2 separate regions of the Homo sapiens genome follow, and region 2 is linked to region 1. Evidence: chromatin loops called from intact Hi-C (ENCODE). Cell type or tissue: PC-9. All regions are shown on one strand.

Region 1 (8,000 bases):
TACAGAAAAGTTCCAAAGATAATACAGAGTTCCTATATACACTGGACCCAGTCTCCCCCAGTGTCAACTTTTACATTACTATTGCACATTTGTCATAACTAATGAACCAGTATTGATACACTGTTATTAAGCAAACTCTGTACTTTATTCTAAATTATTTAGTTATTTTTTTCTCATTGTCCTTTTTCTCTTAGGACCCCACCCAGAATACCATGCACTTAGTCATTATGCTTTCTTTAGCATCTCTCTACTATGACAATTTATTGGACCTCGTTGTTGTTTTTCATGACCTTGACAGTTTTGAGAAGCACTGGTCAGATATTTCATAAAATATCCCTCAGTCAAGGTTTGTTTGATGTTTTTCTCATGATTAGAGTGGGGCTATGGATTTTTGGGAGAAAGACCACTGAAGTGAAGTGTCATTCTTATCACACTAAAGCAGTGTTACATATGATCAACACAACATCACTTATAGTGTTCACCTGGATCACCTAAGAAGCATTTGCATTTTAAAACCAGTTCCTTGGATATTTCCTGTATTTACTAACTTTCAAAGTGCCATATTAAATTTTAACATTTCACAGAGCATTAAACAACTCCGTGTTTTAAGCTATAACACAACTCTCTGCTCAAAGCCATCTATTACTCCTCAGAAGAAATGTCCGCCATATCTCTTTAATATGTCTTGTACCTCTGTGTCAGGAGATAGGATGAGTGCCCTGCTTTTGACATGGGATGATCTATCCCTTTTCCCTAAAACTCTCAGTTCCTTTGAAGGTCACGCTACCCAATATGTTTATTGCCCAGTAACTCTCCTTTACTCAGTCATCCACAAGCCTTTGATTGCGCCTGACAATTCCTTAGAGATTTTAGTTCCCAACTGTTTCTTTTCCATAAATACGTATCTCATATTTTTCAGTGACATCAATATCCACATATGTGTTTCTTTCAATACATGTCCTCTCCATTTCTTGCCCCCATCTTTGGTGATCTTACCTCTGTTCCACCTCAACCATGGTCATGGCTAAACTTCATTAGTAACAATTTTATCCAATCCAAAATTTCCAGTTTTTATCACCCCATCAAACACATCTGTTCTCTATGACATACTATTCTTCTATCCTCTTTTGAGTACTCTGATTCCTAAAACTCTTTTCCTGTTTGTAAAAATAAAAAAAAAACAGAACAACAACAACAGAAATAACAACAAAAACCACACCACTTCTAGTCAGTCGTTTCTGCTAGCAATTTATCACCATGAGTCTCACTGAAGCCCTCACTCTCTTCCTTACTTTCCTTAGCTTCTATGGCCTAATATTAAAATATTCCTTCTATCATTGCCACATGGCCAACCTTAATCCTGTTTAGAACTAACTCTTTTCCTATCTTGCTCCTGAAATATAGCAGCTAATCACAAATGGTGGCAAAAGGCATAACATGTTTGCTGTGATCACATTAATTTCATAACCACACTCATTAAGGGGGCCTTAGTGTGGCTCCGTCATCCCTCTTCATTTTCACTTATCCAGTCCCATGGGAAATTATTTTATTTTATGTTTCCATTGCCTTTGATTGAGGAAGTAGAAGTAACTAGAGGAAGATTCTTGCATGCTTCCACCACTGTATAGAGCAACATCATTATCCATATACCTTACCTGAATATCAAGGCAAACCCACCTATTTAAGTACTAAATCCATCCACTTCAGTGTACTCAAGGCCAATGCTCTTGCTATGGCTTACTTTGTCTCTTGCATCATCATTTTTTTCACTAGTGGTCTGTTTCTATTAGTATATAAACACAAACTATCTTGAAGAAATCTTCCCTTGATTCTATATCCCTTCACATAGTCTCTGTCCCACTTTTCTCCTCTACAGAGAAGAGTTTTTGCAGTCACAGTTTTTCTTTCTCCTCTTCCCATTCCCTCTTGGACCCACTCTGTTCAGGCTTGTGTTCTTGCTGTGCCATGGGGGCTGCTCTTCGCAAGGGCACAAAAATCCTCTGTATTATATTGTCTAGTGGTCATTTATTAGACTTCCAATTTAACCAAATAGTGTCATTTACACACACGTTATTCACACGTTATTACTTGAAACAACTTCTTTACTTCACCTTCATAATACCAACCTTGTTTTTCTACACACCTCACTGGCTGCTCCTTCTCAGCCTCCTTTGATAATTCCTCTGCACCTCCCAGATCTTTAAACACGGGTATGTTTCAGGACTCAGTTCTCTCACACAGGTGATCTCTTTGTATTCTGCAGCTTTAAATGTGACCACTAACTTTAAAATTCCTAAATTTATATTTCCAGTGTGAATTTCTCTCTGGAACTGGAAATGCATATCTTCATTTCTTGATATCTCTATTTAGATATCCAATATGCATCTGTAAATGAAAAATTGCACCAGATAAGTTAAATGGGAAATGAAGACTTTATTCAAGACTATTGCAATAAAGGAAAAAGATTGAACTCAACTCTGATAAAACAAAAGGTGAGAGAGTTTCAATCACAGAAGTGAGCTAATGGAAGAACAGTGGAAAACTGACATCAGGGGAAAGGTTGATCCAGGTGATTAGTACATCATTTTTTGCAATTGGTGCTTATTGAAGTTAGACTCCTCCCCTCCCACAGAGACTAAGAAATACAGGTGCTTGCTTGCTTTCTTCTTTTAAAGTTTTATTTTGGTTTCAACTGACATGTAATAATTGCGTGTGTGTGTTTGTATATACATATATATGTGTATGTGTATGTGTATACATATATGCCTATAGTCATATACATACTTATGGTACATTTAAGAAACTGTAATGTTTCAATACATGTATACATTGTGTAATCATCAAATCAAGGTAATTAGCATATCCATCACCTCTAACACTTGTCATATCTTTGTGGTGAGAAAATTCAAAATCCTTTTTTCTAGCTATTTTGAAGTATATAATACATTATTCTTTACTGTAGTCCCTTACTTTGCAATAGGACACCAGAAATTATTTCTCCTATCTAACTGGAATTTTGTACCCATTGACCAACCTCTCCCCATCTCCCCCACCTCTGGTGACCACTATTCTACTCTCTACTTCTGTGTGATCAACTTCTTTATATTCCACATATAAGTGAGATAATGTGGTATTTGTCCTTTTGTACTTGCTTTATTTCACATAATATAAAAAGACAACAAATGCTAGTGAGGATATGGGGAAAGAGAACTTTTATATACACTGTTAATGGGAATGTAAATTAGTATAGCCGTTATGAACAACAGTGTGTAAGTTCCTCAAAATACTAAAAATAGAACTACCATATGATACAATAATCCAACTACTGGGTTTACATCGAAAGGAAATAAAATCAGTATGTCAAAGAGATGTCTGTGCTCCCATGTTTACTGCAGCGCTATTCAAAATAGCCAAGATAGGGAATCAACCTAAATGTCAATCAATGAATGAATGGATTATTAAAAAATGTGGTATGTATGTAAACAATGTAATACTACTCAGCCATAATAATAAACAAAATTCTGACATTTGGAATAACATGGATAAACCTAGAAGTGCCATTTTTCTTAGTGATTACATGTCAAAGGGATTGCTTCTAGCAGCTTGGGAGGAATATTTCTGGGATGTGGAAGATTTGGATCTCAAGAGGGCAGAAACAGTTTTCTCTTGCAAGTTATCTAAAATTAGTGCTCTTTAAAAAGAAACGCTATGAGCCTATAGTCAGGAAGAAACGTGTCCAAAATTTAGTCAACTTGAGGGGAATTTTAAGGCCATCCTGGTCATATCTCAAACTTCAAATGACCAAAAATGAATTATTGATTTTCTTCTACCCTCAAACTTGTCCATTCCCCAGTATTTGTCAACTCAGTTGCAATTGTATTCTTCCAGTTATTTGGGTCAAAAACCTTAGGGTCAACATTGATGCTTTCTACTTTCCCTCTGTCTCCCCCCAACACCACCCCCCCCCCCCCCCGACATCCAATTCCTCTGTAATCTTTATCTAGCTTCCAGCCTTCATCAGGCTTTTCACTCCACCCTAGCCCAGGGCAGCAAAATTGTCCAATGGATTATTAAGTTACTTTCCTAACTATTCTTTCTAGTTTCACTCTTTCTCGTCCTGCAGTCTACTATTTAGACTGCCAAGTTTCTATTCCACTCAAATCCAAAGCTGTTATCTTGGCTTAAAAAGCTCAATATCTTCTTCCTCCTGTTTTCTCCTTACTTTAATCTCGAACTTTGCCCCCACATTCTAGACTCTGTGCATATTTGCCTTTCTGAGTCACATGTGCCTCCTTATTGTCCCTCATACATTCCAATCATGTCTTTGCCTCCAGGATTTATGACTTGCTTTCTTCATTGTTTGAAACACTCCTCATACAGATATCAACATGTCTTTCTTTCTTCTTTCTTCTGTCAGGTCTCGGCTCCCATGTCAAATGTTATCACCTATTTTAGTCTTTCCCTAAGCTCATGTAATATTACAATATTACAACCCTGTTTTTTTCTCCTTAGTTCTTATCACCACTTGATGTATTATTGTGTTTGCTTAACTATTTATTTTGTCTCTCCAATTAGAATGTATGTTCTTTGAGAGCCAGGACTTCTTATATGTTGTTTACTAGAGAAAGTCTGCCAGGAACAGAGTAAGCAATAAGTATTTGTAAAATAAATGAATAAATTTTCTGCCTTAGATTGATGGTTACAAATGGCTACTGACTCCCATTAAAGCACTTCACAATCTTCAGTGAATCAGTGCTATACCCTTTTTTATTCTTTCAGCCCCAGTCTTTGTTACCTTCAGTGATTTAATCATCAACATATTTGATTATCTTGGCTGCACAGATAATCATCCTCAATGTCTGAACTATTGAATGAAAAAGCTATACTTGAAACTAACCTCTTAGCTCTGCAATGCATTTCTCTGCATATAAACACCTGGATTCTCATTTCTCCCCATCCTTTTGACCAACTACAGCTATCTCTGTCTTGATTATGATCTCTAAGTTACTTGACCTCACCCTGGTCTTGCTTCCTCTTCTCTCTCATTCAACCCCTTCTCTCCCAGGATGAGTTCTATAGTCAGTCAATTTGGTAATGTGCTCATTACTGCTCCTAATTCATTCATATTTTAGCAAACACTTAGCGTGGTGAGGCTTCTGATCCTCAGCACTGGTAAAAATCTAACATTTATTGTATCTGTTCTAATTCCTTGGTTTCATGTGGTATCTTTCATCCTACTCAGTAATCTTTTTGTTCACACACAGATTTTTTTTTTTTTTTTTTTGGTCCATGTTTCTATGGTCTGTAGATTCCATTGTATATGGCTTAAAATCATGCCTATGTCCCTCTAAACATAAATCTAATTTCCTTTTTCTATTACAATCAGTAGACAGCTTTATATTTTATTTTATTTTAGTCATTTGATATGAGATTCTCAAAATTGCTCCTTAGCACTAAAATATATCCCTTTTTAAAATACAGTTCATCTCTTTCCTTAACTCCAATATTCAACAAAATATATTATTTTTTTTGTTACCCTAAACCTCCAAATTCTATACTTGCTAACATTCTATCCCATCTTATTTGGGATCTTCTTCCCATATACACATAGGTTATTTTTCTCCAAAAGATTTAATCAATCCTGTCTCTCTGTTTATAATTATTTATTATTTTAATCATTTTATGGTAGTCATTTTTGTTATTTGTCTACTTTGATTAGTTGGGAATTTTTAAGAAAAAAGATAAGGTCTAACTATTTCTAATATTTTCCACATTACAAAGCTATCACTCTATAAATACTGAATGAATAAATGAATGTTATTAAGGCTTTGAAAAGAGCATGGGAAGATATAGAATATTGTATAGATTATTAGATGCCTTTCTCTATTCACCCCAGAATTGCCATAAACTAATAGCTAATTATTCCAAATTTGTGATAGTGGTAGTGTTGGTGGCAGCAAGGCATTATTTACTTAAAATATTTGATATTTTATGGCAACGTTCTTAAAGCTTTCCAAAATCTAAAGCTGAGTCCTGACTAGTCTTAGAGCTTCTTTGGCCTCATTTCAGAGTCTAGTTGAATGATTAATGAAATCCTTACTCTCCATTTCCCTTTTGAAAGTTCTGTTGAATCTCCACTGAATCCAACCTCATTCATCAGGCATGTTGTCTGGAAGAGTCTCAGAGAATCCCTTCTGGGAGTTTTAGAGTCTTCCATTTGACCTTGGAGAGAGATTGATCTTGAAATTGTACTAAGCAACCAAATTTTCCATTTGTTATACTTTCTCCGTGACCACAAAAAGCAAAGGAGTCTATAAATACATTATATTAAGAAAAAATAATATTTGTATTGATTCGCTGGAGTTGCATTTTTAAATTAAAACAAAGGCCTAAATTTTATAATTCTTTCTAGTGTATTTAATTTTGAGAGCTATTAGACGGCTCTCTGTTATTGTCAAAACATATTATGGCCCTTTTCTAATTTTTCTATTCTCATGAGTTTCAGTTCTTGTAGCAAAGATGACAAAAACATTTCATTATTTTTATTTTAGAAAACTTTTTCAAATAGTTTTTACTCAGATTCTTGTTGAGCTGTCTACACAACTTCCTCCGCAAGAAGAAATTTTAAAATCCTCCTTTGAACTATTCTTTAATATAACTGAAGGAGTACATTAAAATTTTTACAAACAAAAGAAACCTATATCCATGACTCTTGTCAGAAATAGGTAGTGTTTAAGGGGAAAGAGAAGTATAATGGAGTTTGAGGAGCTCTGCTTAATTTCTTATTTTGTCACCGAGACTCCACGGAATTTTTTAAAAAATAATAATGGTCCTGTTACAGTCATTCTCCTTCACCTGCTCACTATTTCCACTTAAATGGATTTATGTTGAACCTCCCATACCACACCAGAGTGGTATACTTTTTACAACTGATGAAACTACATTGACACATCATTATCCATTAACATCCATAGTTTATTTCAGGGTTCACTTTGGGTAGTATGCATTCTATGGATTTTGACAAATGAATAATGACATGTAGCCACTATTGTAGCATCATACAAAATAGTTTCACTTCCCTAAAAATTTTCTGTGCTTCAACTCTTCTTCCCTCCTGCCTCCTTAACTCTTGGAAACCACTTTTTACTATATCCATAGTTTTGTTTTTTCCAGAATGCCATATTTTGAAATCGTATGGTATATAGCCTTTTCAGATTGGCTTCTTTTACTAAGTAATGTGCATTTAAGCTACCTCTTTGTCTTTTCATGGCTTGAGAGCTAATTTCTTTTCTTTTCTTTCCTTTTTTTTTTTTTCTTTTTTTTTTTGAGACAGAGTTTTGCTCTATCGTCCAGGCTGGAGTGCAGTGGCGCAATCTCCGCGCACTGCAACCTCCACCTCCTGGGTTCAAGTGATTCTCCTGCCTCAGCCTCCCGAGTAGTTGGGACTACAGGTGTATGCCACCACACCCGGCTAATTTTTTGTATTTTTGGTTGGAGGGGTTTCACTGTGTTAGCCAGGCTGATCTCGATCTCCTGAGCTCGTGATCCGCCTGCCTCAGCCTCCCACAGTGCTGAGATTACAGGTGTGAGCCAGCACGCCCAGCCTGATAGCTCATTTCTTTTTAGTGAATAACATTCCATTGTCTGTATGTATTACATTTATTTATCCATTTACCTACCGCAGGACATCTTTGTTGCTTCCAAATTTGGGTAATTATGAAGAAAGCTGCTATAAACATCCATGTGCAGGACTTTGTGAACATATGTTTCCAACTCCTTTGGATGAATACCAAGAAGCATGACTGCTGGGTTGTATGCTAAGAGTATGTTTAGTTTTGTAAGAAACCACCAAACTGTCTTCAAATTGGCTCTACCATATCACCAGCAATGACTGAGACAGAAATGGATGTACCATATCATCAGGAATGACTGAGAGTTTCCACTGCTTCACATCTTCACCAGCATTTTGTGTTAGTGTTCTGGATTTTGGCCATTCTAGT
Region 2 (8,000 bases), 160 kb after region 1:
ATCTTATGTCCCTTCCTTACCGTAGGTTTAATATGGTGATTATTTAAGCTGCGGCACAAAGAGCCTGATAATGACAGGGTGTTATCTTTCCCGGTTGCCACTTTTACTTTTAACAGGGACTTCAGTGTTTTGTACTTATGGTGGCCAATTGTCTTGGTTTGCCTGAAACTTCCCTGGTTTTAGCACTGAAAATCCCACGTCTCAGGAAAGCCCTCAGTCTTGGACAAACCAGGAAAGGCTGTTTACCATAAGTGCACTCAAAGAATTCTGTAAAAAATGGCAATTGAGAAAAACTTTTTAGCCTTCTCTCTCAAATTGCAGTTCTCAGTTAGAGATTTTCTTAGCCTGTTCTCTCAAATCCCTGCTTAGGACAATCTACCAGGTCTCCTCAGGAGTTCAGCACATTCTGTCTTTTTTCTTACCCACCACACCCTTCAAGACAAATTTCCCAGATGCTTGGCTCAGTGTGCTCTCTGGGTGATCCAAGCCTCCCCTTGTTTTTGTTTGTTCTATAAGAGACATTTGCTTCCCAGCCATCCCAGTGTTCATCAACAAGAACAACAACAACAACAGCAACAACAACAAAATCAAAGGAGTGACAATCTGTTCTTAGACTGTCTTCACAGTTCCCCACCAGAAAAAAGAGTATTCCTTTTCTGCAGCACTTAAATCCTATACTGGCAGCAATGAAAACCCAAGGGAAATTATCTACAAGTATGAACAGACAGTCCTCAATTTATTTACGAGTTCGACCTACGATTTTTTTGACTTCACAGTGGTGGGAAAGCAATACTCATTCATTAGAAGCCAGACTTTGAGTAAGTACCCATACAACCATTCTGTTTTTCACTTTCGGTATAGTATTCAATAAATTATCTGAGCTATTCAACACTTTATTATAAAATAGGCTTTGTGTTAGATGATTTTGCTCAACTGTAGGCTAATATAAGTGTTTTGAGCACTCTTAAGGTAGGCTAGGCTAAGCTACGATGTTCTGTAGGTTAGGAGTATTAAATAAGCTTATTTTTTATTTATTTGTTTTGTTTGTTATTGTTTCTAGAGATGAAGTCTTGTTATGTTGCCCAGGCTGGGCTGGAACTTGTATTACCTACACCAATGTTGTTTACCATTAGTTCCCATAAGCAGAGTTTGACTCTTTATCATGCCTGAATTAAAAGAACAATGGCAGTTCCAGCTGCGTAGTTCTATCATCTTACTGTATTTCAGATCAATCCGTGGCTTTGGAATGTCCCTCATTTCTCAGGCATTGAGGATTTTCTGGTGATAGAGAAATAAGGGGGCAGAAATTTTAAAAGGCTCATTGCAGGATTGTTTAACATGCATTTGAACGAAGTAGTTGGTTTTAGTAACAAAAAAAACCTGACTAAATAATTTTTATTATGGGCTGAATTGTACCCTCCCTCAAGTTCACGTTGAAGTGCTAACCCCTGGTACCTAAGAATGTAACCATATTTAGAGGTAGTGTCTTTCAAGAGGTAACTTAAATGAGGTCACTAGGTGGGCGCTAATCCAGTATGACTGGTGTCCTAAAGAGAAAAGGACATGACACATTGACACACTCATAAAAGGAAGAGCATGTAAAGATACAGGGAGAAGACGGCCATCTTTAAACTAAAGAGAGAGGCCAGAAATATATTCTTCCCCACGGCCCTCAGAAAAATCCAACCCTGCCAAAACCTTGATTTTATTTCTAGCCTCCAGGATTGTAAGAAACATTTCTGTTTTCTAAGTCACTCAGTATCCCCCTTATCTGCAGGGGATACATTCCAAGACCCAAGGTTGATGCCTGAAACCACTGATGGTGCCAAACCCTGTGTAAATTTTTCCTACACATACATTCCTATGATAAAGCTTTAAGAAATCAACAATAATAAAATCAAACAAATATAACAATATACTGTAAAAAAAAAGTTACGTGAACATGATCTTTCTCTCAAAATATCTTATTGCATTGTACTCACCCTTCTTGTGACAATGTGAGATGATACAATGCCTACATGATGAGATGAAGTGAGGCGGATGAGGTAGGCATTGTGATGTAAATGGAAAATTCCAGAAATAAACAATTCATAAATTTTAAAATTGCATGGCATCCTGAATAGTGTGATGAAGTCTCACTCTTTCCTTTTCCGTCATCACTTAGTACCTATCTTGGTTATCAGATTGACTGTCACTGTTTCCTTGTGCTTGTGTTCAAGGAACATTTTTTTACTTAATATTGGCCCCAACGTACAAGAGTAGTGATGTAATATTTTCAGAACGGGGATGGCCACAGGTAACTGAACCCATGGAAAGTGAAACCACAGATAATGGGGGACTACAGTAATGCAGTTTTTTACTAGATAAACACAGAATATACTAAGTGGTCAAAACAGAGCTCTCATTAAAGATGGATTTAAAACTTTGCTCGAGACAGGAACCCAGGGTGGGTGGATTAATTACATGCAGTGGGTTTGCACCTGTTTCACTGGAACCTGGACTCTTATTCCTAAGCATACAGTAACTTCTCAGCAATCAAAATAGAAAGAAATATAGAGCTTTTCTAACAGCGTGAAAGGATATTTGATTTTCCTTTTTCTTCTAAACTATCAGTGAAATCACTTGAAAATAGATTTAGGAATGTAATATCAAGTACTTACTTATCTTCCTCTTTTAAATAACCTTGATCACTAATCTCTTATTTTGCCACAACCCACACCGTTCCATTCAACCTTGAAAAACCTAATATCCAATTTCATCCCAAAGAGCATTTCTCTATGTACAGCAAATTATGAATATAGTTGAACAAACATTAAACAGGAACTATATATTAAGGAAAAAATGATCATGGGCTCCTAAAAATAAAAAGACAGGATTAATTCTATGACATGTTGACTATATCTTAATAAAGCTGTTAGGTATTTTAAAAAAGAACAAACACACCACCATTGTTGGTGGTATCCCTTTACATTTTGCCCTATTTTTTGATGATGTCTTGGAATCATGTAATTCCCTTCAATTGCTGTTGCTGTTCTACTTTCCCCTTGGGCAACATTTTGGGGTTATTACTCAGACAAAAGAAGAGATAAAGATCTCCAGTGAAAAGTCAGATGGCTGAGAAAGGTGAAATACCACTGAGCTTGGACCCCGCTTTCCTAGTTTCATTCAGGAAATGTTTGAAGGAATTTGCCATGGTTGTTTTTCACCAGCAGGTCATGACACTCGATTCTAACCTTACAATTTTCACAATCAAGCATTCTGGGAACTCCTTCTCTGTCCCTCTCTTCCCCTCAGCTTCTTTCTAGCAGTAGGTGAAGTGCATCTACTACATTATAGGTCCTGCTTGAGAGTAATTGAAGTCACAGGAGATCTGCCTCTGGTCCTCTTAGGCCAGGTGCCCCTGTGGCCTTGATGGGGTTGTAGGTGGTTTTGTCATGTCATCAGCAATTCGTAAAGTGGTATGTAGAGAGCAGATATTGCCAGTGAAGTTCCATTTACTTATCATTTGATTTATTGCAGAAGTTTATAGAAAAGCAGGCCCATTGCCAGTCTCATACTAAGGACTCAGAAAACTAGCTTCTTGAATTGCACTTGAGGGAGAAAGATTTCCTGAGGCAGCAAATAGTGCTGAGGCTAAGTGATCCTCTCGCCTCAGCTTCCTGAGTAGCTAGGACCACGGATGTGCACCACCATGCTCAACAATTTTTTTTTAATTGTATTTTTTGTAGAGATGGGGTTTTGCTGTTGCCCAGGCTGGTCCCAAACTTCTGGCCTCAAGCGATCCTCCTACCTTGGCCTCCCAAGTGCTAGGAATACAGGCATGAGCCACAGTGTTTGGCCTGGTCTTTTTACAAATGGAAAACACAGTATCTTTCCTTCTTTCTCTTTACCTGATCTATAAAAAGATACAAATTAACTGTTGTTTGCTTATCTCCTGGATGGATTTAATGCTATCTAAGACTGTTTTGTAAAACACCAAAGAAACTTCAGCTAGAGCAAACGCAGCAGCCCTACATCAAAATTGTCATTTATCGGTCTTTCGAGAGCTGGTGTCAGAAAACCTATTTTAAACTGGATTAGGCACAAAGAATTTGTCTCTCACAACTAAAAACTCCAGGAGGCAGTTTCAGGCATTCCAGTATCCAAGGCTTGAAGAGTGTGATCAAACTTGTGTTTTGTTCTTGTTTTGTTAGTTCCCCTACCTATATTTGATTATATTAGTTTCATCCCTGGGCTCCACAAAGCTGCCCAGCAGCTCTGGGCTTTCCCTTTATGGTAACAACATGGCTGCAGCAGCTCCATCCTCACCTCTCCTCATGTTCCAGTTTCAAGGTGACATGGCCTTGTAATTTCCCCTGGGCTAAACTAAATAGTGTTTCCCAGGGCTTTCTTCACTGAGTGTCTCTGAGTGTTGCTGATTAGAGTTGACCACAGAGAAATCTATGTAAGATTTGTAAGGTCACATTGGAGCAGGAGCACTGTTACTCTTGGAAGGTGGAGGTAGGTCAGGCGATCATTGCACCACTGCACTCCAGCTTGGGTGAGACAAGGAGACCTTGTCTAAAAAATAAAATAAAATAAAATAAAAATAAAAATAAAAATAAAAATTCCAACACAAAGAGAGGAAGACAAAGTTTCCATTGTCATGAATAGGCAGCCTTCTTTCTTTACACCGTAATTGAACCCTTCCCTAGCTCCACTTCACCCCTTTCTTGATTTTTCGTCATGATATAAAACGTCTGAGTGAGCATTGAGTATGTATTTCCTGGGAGTAAACCCAGAGAATGGGTTTTTCTACTCTGATAAGAAAGGGCGCAGTAGCTGGTTCTATTAGGTCATTTAATCTAATATGTGTAAGATCAGCATTACATCAGACTTGCCAATTCCAGATTCTGCTTTAAAGAGTGAGTTTGGTAGAACCAGTTTAGGTAAAAACAATAACTTAATCATAACTAAAGATTTGATTTTTCAATGACTCACTCTATTTTCATGAACAAGTTAAATGCCCCAGTAAATTCCATGTATTGAGTTTAAGTGAGCATATAAACATTAGGGACATTTAAAATCTACTTCCAGTCACAAAAGGGCAGAGTCTTGATATCTTTAAGAACAGAGAAAAGGAAGCCATAGATTCTTCCAATCACCCAAAGAAAAACAATTAACAAGGAAATGATGGCAGAGGATAAAACGTGATACGTCAATCTCAAAGTGAGATGGTTCAGCTTGCCACCTCTTCTCAGTCACCATCTCTTTAAATGTGGAATATGATCCTTAGAAAGAACATCCGATCACCTTATTAACACTTTCTAATTCTACAGTGAAAGCAGGGCATATAGATAGCTGTATTGATCACATTGATTAAAAACATTTTTTTCAATGGGAAAAAATACATTTAACAAGAAATTCAACAAATAACACACTAGGGAAAACAAGGCTTTTTCCGAAGATATTTTACAGAAACAAATGCAATGTTACATATATTTTGTAAAATTATCTTAAAATTATACTGAATACATGTCCCAAATTATTGTTAACCTATTTTTATTCAAATATGTTTATGCTTTAAATGAAACACAGAGATTTTAATTAGTTTCACAGTCAAAATTATTTTTGTAGGCCTTTATTAACTCATGAAAAGTTCACTTGCTATAAATAGAGCCTTAACATAAAGTGATTTTCGGTTCTTTAGCACAATTTTTAAAACAATTTCTCCAACAGAATTAAGTGAAATCTCATTTATCTTAAAGCAAATTAGAGGACTTATAAAAAATCTTTCCATTTCTATAGAGATGAAGGAAATTTTAATACAGTGGTTCTCAAACTGGGGTCCCTGGACCAGAAACATCTGCATCACCTGGGAAGTGATTAGAAATGCAAGTGATCAGGCCAGACCCTCTGAATGAGAAATTCTGGTGGTCGAGCCCAGCAGTCTGTTTCACCAAGCCCCCGCCAGATCGTTTTGCTGCTGCTGAAGTTGAAGAACCACTGCCGTAATGATTGCCTGGTCTAAGGCCTTGACAATGAGACTGGAGCATGTTTGGCAGCGTGCTTTGAGAAGCTCCTAGTGAAACCAATGCTGACCTCCTAAGTCAGTACTCAAGCACCATACTGTAGTTTGTTTTAAACAGCTGGAAGTCACCAATTGTTCAAAAACAGTGTGTATTACATAATCAATTTCAAAAGATTATGTAAAGAATAAATGAGGATATTTGTAAGGTGCTTAGTGTGCTTATGTATGTGTGCTAAATGTGCTATGCCTTACACATAGAGGACACAATTTTAATGTGGATAATTGGTATTCAAATTATTACTCTTAAATCACATTCTCTTTTCTCAAAGCAAAAAGAATAAAGAAAAACGCAATACATTCTAGTCATTGAACATTTATAGACATTTAAACCCAAGGGGAACACTAGAGGTCATTTGGTTCAAGTTCCTTGTTTTACTGGTGAGAAAACTGAAGACCAGAGAGGCCAAGTGACAGGTCCACAGTCTCATAGGGAGTAAGGGAGTAATGGACAAAGATTAGAAACCGCAGCTCTCAACTCTTTGACTAGTGTCTTGTAGAGGAAGCCTTTCATGCTGTACTCATTATGACAACAACAATATTTTCTATGAAATTTTCTCCTTTGGCCTTACTAATTATTATCCAGTGCTAACCTCTCTGTCTCTACTCCCTCACATATAAACTGACACTATTATTCAAAATTACAAAACTATTTATTAGGGTTAAAACTTTCTAGATGTACATAAATAGAAAATCAATGTAAAATATACATGCAAAAGATACACATTTCTACAATGTTCAGTGAAATCTTGATGCTGAACATCAGATACATTTCAGATGCTGTATGTGTACAAATTCAACTTTCCTATGTATATGTGGTCACTTTATTTTGTGCTGTGGACCAGTAAATACATATGCAAGAAACAAACCTTCGACATGCCATTTGATTCTGAAAAAATGTCTTTGGATTATCCCACCAATCATATTGATGTTCTTTAGAACTTCACTCTCACTAAACCATACAGCAGCATGTGGGAGAAAAGTTCATACAGAAGGAGGAGGGACTTACTTCTCCTCCTTGCGATTATTATTGCGATTAAGGATTATTATTAATTCTTAAAGATTAAGATTATTATTAATTATTAATTGTAATTATTAATTCTTAAAGATTATTAATTATAATATTAAATTATATTATTAATTCTTAAAGATTATTAATTATAATATTAAATTATAATTATTAATTCTTAAAGATTATGAATTATAATATTAAATTATAATTAATTCTTAAAGATTAAGATTATTATTGTGAATAAGAAGAAAAATGATCTAATTTAATGTAAAAACCCTCCAGTGACATCATTGTTCATTATTCTCTTTTTCTTTTATATTACCTCAAAAATTCCTTAGATATAAACAATTACAGAAAACATAACAATAGCACAATATAAAAATTCAAGTCCTTCAACTTCCAGTTATAGCATTGTACAAATTTGAGTGTATGCATGTTCTCTTTTGCATGTTCACATTACACATTCAAGGCTGATTAGTAGCAGCAGTGTTTCTCAGCCCAATGCCATCCATTGATTTAGCATTCTATTCCTTCCAGAAACCTAGTCATCCCCAAACTGAGAACTTTATATAGTATGTTCTACATTACAGGCCATGAAAATGTGCTGTATCCATTTATTAGTATGAACAGTTAATGACACACTATTGAATGCTTCTACTTAATTGTTTCATATAAAGGCTTTAACACAAAGGAGGTAGAGGATCTGTGGCTTATACAGAAAAATTATTATGTTTCAAGCTGGGCACTTAATTCAAATCTTATCCTAAGTCACGCATCATTAGACAAAAAGCCTGAGGAACTGAAAGAACCATGTAAACATTTTCTGCTTTCAAAATGCTTAAAGAAGTTTTAGATTAATGGGATTTGATACTTTTAATGATGTCAAAGATGGTATATAAGTGCCTTATTATTTCATTGACT

Evidence for each region. Peaks named below come from ENCODE experiments on the same cell type or tissue, not always from the same donor. Only the 100,000 strongest peaks of a DNase experiment are listed, where the experiment ranks them.
Region 2: it touches region 1 in a loop (3-fold over the local background); 2 of 110 quality-filtered maps call a loop at or near these places.

Annotation. Positions count from the first base shown.
Region 1 is chr7:19,966,011-19,974,010 of GRCh38, forward strand. It overlaps MACC1-OT1 (MACC1 3' UTR overlapping transcript 1), which reads right to left. Exons shown (of 6, transcript NR_110114.1): 4 at 2,127-2,385. Among named protein-coding and RNA genes, the nearest start is that of MACC1-OT1, 170 kb to the right of the region's middle. In PC-9, no CTCF peak of the experiment used is centred here; a DNase peak (open chromatin) is centred at 4,291; H3K4me3 peaks cover 631 bases; H3K27ac peaks cover 1,903 bases.
Region 2 is chr7:20,129,696-20,137,695 of GRCh38, forward strand. MACC1 (MET transcriptional regulator MACC1) reads right to left here. Exons shown (of 7, transcript NM_182762.4): 7 at 4,960-8,000. All of the region lies in intron 1 of MACC1-OT1 (MACC1 3' UTR overlapping transcript 1), which reads right to left. Among named protein-coding and RNA genes, the nearest start is that of MACC1-OT1, 6.7 kb to the right of the region's middle. In PC-9, no CTCF peak of the experiment used is centred here; DNase peaks (open chromatin) are centred at 3,086 and 4,916; H3K27ac peaks cover 1,530 bases.